2 separate regions of the Homo sapiens genome follow, and region 1 is linked to region 2. The links are chromatin contacts, found by Hi-C or POLR2A ChIA-PET in ENCODE. All regions are on one chromosome and are shown on one strand. Each heading gives the region's core, a stretch centred on a gene start or an enhancer-like site at or near the end of the contact. The rest is flanking DNA. Distances are from core to core; before and after follow the strand shown.

What was found. Hi-C counts contacts between places; a loop is a spot of excess contacts on that map. ChIA-PET counts read pairs that join two places held with the same protein, here RNA polymerase II (POLR2A). Pooled maps may share reads with other maps.
Region 1: a loop to region 2 is called in a pooled map, with 2.0 times the contacts of the local background. The contact joins the enhancer-like site here to the promoter of SCMH1 in region 2. A Hi-C loop is called at or near these places in 3 of 50 pooled maps. POLR2A ChIA-PET finds 5 or more read pairs at or near these places in 2 of 52 experiments (CD4-positive, alpha-beta T cell and HEK293).

The regions. Positions count from the first base shown.
Region 1 is chr1:41,661,311-41,665,048 of GRCh38, forward strand. The region is part of intron 2 of HIVEP3 (HIVEP zinc finger 3); the gene reads right to left. Among named protein-coding and RNA genes, the nearest start is that of EDN2, 180 kb to the left of the region's middle. RefSeq lists a silencer at 793-1,672. Within about 2 kb of position 1,386, at least 31 of the 41 ENCODE cell types and tissues checked have a DNase peak (open chromatin) inside an H3K27ac peak, as active enhancers do; they include CD4-positive, alpha-beta T cell, where a contact is called at or near this core.
Region 2 is chr1:41,239,347-41,243,645 of GRCh38, forward strand. SCMH1 (Scm polycomb group protein homolog 1) reads right to left here and starts at 2,960. Exons shown (of 16, transcript NM_001394311.1): 1 at 2,713-2,960. It overlaps SCMH1-DT (SCMH1 divergent transcript), which reads left to right and starts at 3,012. Exons shown (of 3, transcript NR_186015.1): 1 at 3,012-3,360. RefSeq lists an enhancer at 1,521-1,700 and silencers at 2,021-2,180, 2,281-2,830, 2,871-3,270.

The DNA of each region.
Region 1 (3,738 bases), core at 136-2,635, 420 kb after region 2:
AAGATGCCAAGGCTGATGCTATCTGCACCTGTTTTGCAGCCACCACCACTTCTGTCTGAAGCCCAAGCACCCTGCTCTGATTAAGGGGGGTTGGGGAGGGTGCTCTCAGAAATGCCCCTGGAGTAGAAGCCGCTCTGGAAACATCCAGGCTGTGAAGTGGGAGTAGATCTCTCCCAGTCGCCACACCCTCCTGACCATGCCAGGTACAACCCGCTAGGATGTACCCCCAGTGCCAGCTGTCATTATGCCGGGAGGAGGGGCTCCTCGGAGGATCCAGAGCAATGCTAGTTTAACTCACTCCCAATGAGCCCCGAGGAGCCCCAGGCTGGTGGGCTCTGACAGACTGAAACTGCATGGCCTTGGGGGAAGCTAGGGCTGCCAAACCCATTCAGCAGCTCCCGCCGGGTGTGCCGTGTCCCACGGTATGCGTGGGTGCGAGGGGTGAGCGCCGCGCCGGGGTGAGAGTCTGCGCTGGACACAGGAGGCTGTGCACGCCAACGGCCGTGCCAGGCGCGAGTGTGCCAGAGAAGTGTGTGAACGCGGGAACGCTTGTGTCGCCCTAGGGTGGTGACAGAAGTAGTGTCTGGAAAACGCTGGCTGAGAGCGCGTGCATCAGGCCACCGCAGGCTGCGAAGAAGCCGGGGCCCCTCACTCCAAGGGTCCCGGGAGTTGGCACCGACGCACTACTGCAAGCGCGCCCGCGCCCAGCCCTCTCCCACCGACGCGGCTCCCTCCGGTCCCTCTGCCGCCCGCTCGGCGGTGCCCGGTCCCTGGGCTGCCAGGCCGCGGCGGGGGCGCGGCGCGCGGGGCGCTCGTTGCTTACCTGCGGGCGGCCGAGGCTCCGCTGCTCTGGGCTGGGCTGCGCCGCGCTGGACTGGGCTGCGCTGGGCTGCGCGCCCGGCCTCCGCGCGGCTCGGCAGCGCCCGCGCGCTCGGCTCCGCCCGGCTCGGCTCCGCCCGGCGGTGCCCCAGGCGCTCGCTGGCGGCCCACGCGGCGCGGGGTGGGCGCGGGGCGGGCTGGCGGGCGGGCGCCGGCGGCGGGCGCGGCTCCGGGCCGCCCCGCGGCCGCTTGGAAGCTCCTTATTTGGGCAGTGATGTCAGGGGAAGTCGCAGGGGCCGGACCACCCACTTCTTTCCATTCACTCCCCAGAGTTTCCTGTCGCCGAGCACGGGGACCCCGCCGCCGGCCCGGGGCGCCTCTCCCGTCCGCTCGGCCTCACTGCTGGCCACCCCGGGATGCCTTCGCGGCCGGGGTCGCAGATGGGCCCGGGCGCGGCTGGCGGCTGCCAGGGGAGGGTCTCCTCGCCCGGGGAATCCCTGGCTGCCGGCGGCCGCGGGGAGGGTCTGCGCGCCGGCCTCCTCGGTGACAGGCCGTGTCACTCCGGGCGCCGCCCCTCCCTCCGCGCCCGCCCCGGCTCCGGCGCTGTCTTTTCCTCCTGGGCCCTCTAGGGAGGGCAGACAGGGAAGCCCCTGTCGCCGCCGCCGGGGCCCTGCCACTCTGCGCCACGCCTTGGTCGCACCCGGGCCCAGCGGGAGTCCATCGCCGTCCCCAAAGTGTGCGCTCCCCGCCTTCCCCCTGGGTGCCAGCCGGGCTCCGGGAAGCCCGCGCCTCCCCAGGCGGGAATCCGCTTTAATGAGCTCTGGGCGGGGCGGGCCTGCCAGGGCCTCCCTGGGCTCAGGCCTGGGGTGGGGGCGGGGGACACCCCGGGGCTTCCCAATGGCTTGACTTTACCAGAAGCTGCTGGATCTCGGGATTTGGGCCTGAGTCACTCTGGTCCTTGCTCTGGCCAGGATCAAGCACACTTGAGCCAGTTCCCAGCCAGGCCTCCACAGGTCTGCGGGAAGGCCAGGACCCTGAGATCTCTCTCCGTGATCTGTTATTTCACTGATGCCCACCAGAGGTTATTTGGCAGAGGTCAACCCTCTGCCACAGTGGAACCAGGGCTGGCCCTGGGTTTGGCTGACTCCAGGAACAGCCTCAGGAGGAGACAATGGAGCTGGGGGTCGGGGGTGTAGAGTGGGGTTAAGCCAGGACTAGAGTGAGGTAAGTTAAGTGCCTAGGATGCAGAATTTAACCAAGCACTCCCTTTCAGGGTCATGAAAGTTTGAGGCCCCACAGGGGAACTAAGCACTATGCTGACCCAAGTTTCCAGGGGGATCCTTGGAGGCTCCAGGTTTCCTCTGGCTCCAAAGTCATGCCCTCAACTTCTCTAGGCCCAAAGGGCGGATTAGTGACCTTGGGCATTTGTGTGCCTTTATACAACAGCCTCTGATAGAGCTGCCACCCTTCCTCCAAAGCCAGATCAGAGCAAATAGACTCCTCCCAGACCCCCAGCTTTAATGGAGGGAACCCCCACCTTCTAAGAGGCACTACATTCCTAGGGGCAGAGAGGAGGAAGCTATGGCTCCAGGGCTTGCAGAGAGTCAAGGCAGGTGTGATTGCAGCTGGACATGGGTCTGCACACTCACGTACACGATTGCAAACCCACTGACCAGCTGCCAAGCTGCCCAGCTGTTCTGTGGATCACCACCACCCCAGTCTCTCTCAACTTCCATCAGCTCCCAGGGCCCAATCCCAGCTCTAATTGGGTCATCCTCCTTCTGACAAAGCCCCAAAGGGAAGGACCACACTTCCTGATCTGGCATGCAAGGCCCCACGGACCAGCTGCATCTCCCAGAGCTCAGCCCATCCTGCCATTTGCCCAGCCACCACCCCCAACACGCACCACTTTGCACCAGTTTCCACTTCTTGAGGTCTTCATACAGGCTTTCCCTTTGAAATGTCTTCTCCACCCCCTCCAGCTGTCCTTCACACCCTGAATCCAAGCCTGCCCTTGATACAGGTCCTTCTCTTGAGCAGGGCAACTGGGGTGGGGTGCCCCCTGGGACAGATTCCTGCTCCTCACTCCACTCCTGCCCTGCCCCCACTGTCCTGCTTCCCGTTTTCTGTCTGAAAGCAACTCCAGGCAGAGGAGGTGGGTGCCTTGTTATAATTCATATGCCCTGAGGGGTGACTTTCTATCATTCACACACACAGGCTCAGATGACAGCCTTGCTCCTGCCCCAAGTTGAATGACATCCTCCTCCCCTTTGAGAGGTGGCCTGGCCTCAAGGGACCCTCCCAATGGATTTGGTCACCTTCCATGATGCCACAGGCAACTCAATAGTTCCTGCCTCTACAGACTTGCCCATCACCTCACATTGAAGTCAGTTATTGGGGGCCTCCTCTTCCTCAGACTGGGAGCTTCAGGGAACTTTCCATCTTGATCCCTCTCCCCTCCCAGGACTGATAAGTTTACAAATGTTTGTTAAGTGAATGAATGGTCCTGAGGGGCAAATCCTAAGACAAACTAACCAGAGGACGGGGGAGAATTTACCCAACCCAGAACAGTGGCTGATGTCCTAGGGTCCCTGGCTGGGGGCTGGGATGAAAGGCGGGGTTCTCAGCTAGACTGGCTTGAATGCTCAGGAGACTGGGATGGCTTGGGATTTGTCTCCTCCTTTCTCTTGACAAACTCCTCTGCAGCCATCAGGGAGCCTGGGATATCCCCATGCCAACCCCCCAAAACACGGAGTCCTGAGCTGGCCCTAATGAGGTGGAGGGGAAGGATGAAGGAAAATGCAATTTGTCAAGCCCTTTCATTGTACCAGACACAGTCAGACTGGATGCCCCTGAGCCTTCCAAGCCATGCAGGCCTTTCCAGCGGTAGTCATTCCCCAGGCCAGGAGTGTCAGCTGG
Region 2 (4,299 bases), core at 1,710-4,209:
CTTACTCCTACCTACCATTTAAGATTTGGGTCAGATATCATCTCTTCCCAAAGCCTTCCTTTAACTCCTAGGCTAGTCTAAGTGCCCTCACCTTTGGGCAACCTTTACTCTCACCTTGTATATCTCAGCTATGCGTAGTTCTCATCTTTTATTCTGAGATAATCTATTTAAGCATCTAATTTACCAGCTCCACAAGATTGGAAATCTTTGTAAACCCAGCTGAGCACAGTACATAGCATAGTGCTTGACCCATAGTAGGTACATAAGTGTACAGTGAAGGTTAGAACATACCAATTTTCTTTTCTTTTTTAAAAGATGGGGTCTCATTCTGTCACTTGCTATGGCGTGATCATGGCTCACTGAAGCCTCAAACTCCTTGACTCAAACGGTCCTCCTGCCTCAGCCTCCTGAGTAGCTGAGACTACAGACATACACCATCATGCCCAGCTATATTTTTATTTTTATTTTTTGTAGAGACAGGGTCTTGCTACGTAGCCCAGGCTGGTCCAGAACTCCTGGCCTCAAAGAGTTGCCTGCCTCAGCTTCCCAAAGTGCTGGGATTATAGGCATGAGCCCCTGCATCCAGCCCTAAGTTTAAATTTTCAGTGGGATATTCACATCAATTCTTTCTCATAGTTAAGTATCCTCTACCTTTCACTCCAAGTCCTTTGCAAGGAAGGAATCAGGGCCTTTCCTCTGGATCTGTATAGTTCCATTGAGAATGGTGCTATGCAAATGTTTACCCAACTTACATAAAAGGGAACAACATTTGCACAAACATACCTAAAATCAAAACTTGACATATGTGCTACAAAGTTCAAAACTATTGACCAATTTAAAAAATGAAGGCTTAAGAACAAAAATAAAGAACCAATTCTGACTGCTGGTATGTGCTTGTCTAAGTTGTAAAAACACTGAAACTTTGCTTAGTACTTAAACAGGATCCCAGATGTAAGAGCCTGGCCTTTTATCTACAAGGCCATCTCATCTCTACTGGGCTTAAAACATTACTAACCTGCAGAGTTGCTTAGGCAAGAGTTTAGGAGGTTGGTAAGTAAGCAACAAAAAGTGTTCTCTTTCATAGTAATTTTGGGCCTCCTGCTGGCAGTTAGAACTAGAGCAAAGAGTTCAATGTAATAAAGCATTTCCCTCTGCAACCAAATATTAAAATTGCAGTTTGGCACTAAACTAGGTCTCAATCCTTTTCAGAGTTTAAAAAAAAAAAAAGAGCTATTCTATTTGCCTGGCACATTACACTTCAACAAAACATTTTGATGTACATTAGTTAGCAACATTTGATAAAGTGTTTATAGACATTTTTTAAAAGGAAGGAAACCCCCAAATTTCCACAAAATAAGATGTCTTTTAGTTTGTTTGAACAAACACTACTAAATGTTTTCTTTTTTTTTTTTTTTTAAGTTCAAAATACAGTACAGAAATGAGGAAGGGAATCTAGAGTACTTTTGATTTAAGCAGGTCAATCCTTGGGGCTGTTTCTTAGAGAAACTTACTACGTTTTGTCTCCAGGATCACTTTTAAGAAACTCTCCTTTAAGGGGATGGGGGAAACTAAAGCTCATCCAGAGGACAGTTTAGAGAACCACAGCAGATGAGAGACAACTGAAGAAAGTGGAAGTGAAGACTCAGGGGACATGATTACTATCTTCAGATATCTTAACAGCTTCCCATAAGGGAAAAGAACTAGGAAGGATGGGAGCCAGCTGTTTCTTTCAACTTATAACCAAATGTGTCCAGGAACAGAATGGGTTTCCTTTAAAGAGATTCGCTTCGGATCACTGGAAGAGGTTCCAAACGGGCTCGTCAAATTATCGGGGGGATTTGGGGATTTTCAAAGTCACTTTGGCATGGGATGGGAGAAAGCGCCCCTAGATGACTTTTAAATTCTCTTCCAGTCAGGAGATATTCCGGGGTTCACCCATCGGCTGGATACCACTTTCGATGCTCTCGGGCTGGCACACAACTGTGCCCACGTGTCTGGCCCCCAGGGCCGCTGTGGCTCACTTCGGTGCGGGGCCGCTCTCCCTGCCCGTTTCCGGCGGGGCACTGGGGCAGGCGGCACACGTGAGTCGGCCAGCCGGGGCCCAGCCCCCAGGACGCTGCTGACAGCTCCGGGCCCTAGGCGCCCCAGCTCTCGGTGGGGGCCACGCCGCCCCGTCGACCTCTGTCTCTGCCTTCCCCGAACCGGGACCCGGCCAGCCAGAATCACAGGCATTCCCACCTCTGGCGCCGGAGGGGACCGACTGACCCGCGCAGACGGGGTCGCGCCGCCGCCCGGCCCTCGGCCCCCAGCCAGCCTGCCCCGGCCCACCCGGCCCCGCCGGCCAGACACGGCGACCTATACGGACCGCCCCCACGCCGACCCTCCAAAGGGCCCCCGGCCTTGGGTTTCCCGTGCCGGGGCCCCCGGGCAGTCCTGGCGGCGTCAGGGCCGCGACCGGACCGTGGGCCCCGCCCGCCCGACCGCAGATGCAGAGCCGGCCTCCGGGCTCGGGGCCGGGCTGACACGGCCGAGAAAGGGCCCAGCCCCGCGCGGACCACAGACTGGCAGGCCGGCCAGACAGACGGACAGGCTGACCCCGGCCCGGGGGAGCAGGCGCAGCGGCTGCGCAGGTCCCGCCACCGCCTTCTGGCCCCAGGCGGCCCCTCAGGGCACGAGCTCTTAGGCGGGCGGAGGCGGCCGCGAGGCGCTTACCTGAGGGCGCGGCGGGGGCGCGGGGCGGCTCACTCTCTTCCCGCCGCCATGTTTCCGCTGCGCAGGGAGGGAGCGGAGACGCGGGAAGGGGGCGGGCGGGCGGCTCGGGAGAGCGGCGGGCGGGCGGCGGGGGGCTCCACCGAGCTGGCGGTGGCGGCTGAGGCGGGGGGCGGGGCGGGGGCTCCCCCGGCCCCTCCCCCGCGCCTCCCGCTGCGAGGTGGCGCGCGCCTCGGCCGTTGGGCTCGCGCGGGGGGCGGGGCGGCGCGCTGGAGGAGGGAGGGCGCGCGGGAACCCGGCCCGGCCGTACCCCGCCGGCCTGCCGACCCGGGTCCGGGGGCCCAGTTGGCGCCCGGACCAGCTCTCCGGTCTGCGTCCTGTAGATGGGAAAACTGAGGCCTGAGAGGGCGCGAGGGCGGGGACGAGGCCGAGGACTCGGGTTCGAATCTCGAGGACGCCAGTAGCCCGCTCTGAGGCCGCGTGGGGCTGGTGGAGGAGCCACCGGTCGGGCCCCCAAGACCGGCTGACGTGGGCCTCGCCTCGGGCGACTCCCGCCGGGCTAGTGGCTGGCCGTGTGGTGACCTTGGGCGAGTTACTTCGCACAGCCACCCAGGGGCCTCTTCTCCAACACGATAGCACTGCACCCGGAGGGTAGGTGAGAGATGAGTTGGTGCTTGGATGCCCTAGGGAGTGTCAGCGTCCTCGGTCCTCCCTGTGGTGATCCCTTCAACGAGTACGCACTGAGCCCGTGATGGGCCAGGTACAATGCACAGGCTCATTCTTCCAGGCCCACCAGCCATGTTGGCTACACAATTCTATTTTTGTTTTGTTAGAGATGGAGCCTCACTTTGTCCCCAAGGTCGGAGTGCAGTGGCGCCATCATAGCTCACTGTAACCTCAAATTACTGGGCTCAAGTGATCCTCCTGCGTCAGCCTCCCAAAGCGCTGGGACTACAGGCGTGAGCCACTGCGCCTGGCACACAATTGGTTTAACCACCACATCATTTTAGCAGCTTAGGAAACTGACGTCTTGACTTCTGTTTTGGCTGCTTGAAAATACAGTGCAATATAAATCCCGAGACCTCTGCTGAGCTGGATGTGGAGTGGGTGTGGGCATCATTTAGAACATGGCAATCCTCAGGTCACACAGGAATGTCTTGTTAATGATCCTTCTGTGAACAATGTTCCTTGGAGGGAAGTCCACTTAAGCAAGGCTGGAGCAGCAGATGGGGCAGCTGAGCCTGGATTACTTGCCTTGCCTCTAGAATAGGTCTTAGAGCTTTGGACTGAAGGGGGGCCGCCTCCTTGTATCCTGGTATTGGTGTCAGTATCCGTCTGCCCATTCTTGAGAAATGGAAATGGTCAGAATCTATCCAGGTTCTGATCTGCATCCCTGTTGTCTAATTTAAACTTTCATTCCATGGCGTTTTGGGGAGTACCTGTCTCATGAAGAGCCCTGAGGTTACAAGGATAATTAGAGCCTAAATCTAAGGAGCCCATATTTGGGGAAACTATTATGTCAATAGCTAATGAGAGCACAGTGTTGTAAGTGCTCATATTAGTTTTCTATTCCTGCATAACAAATTGGCA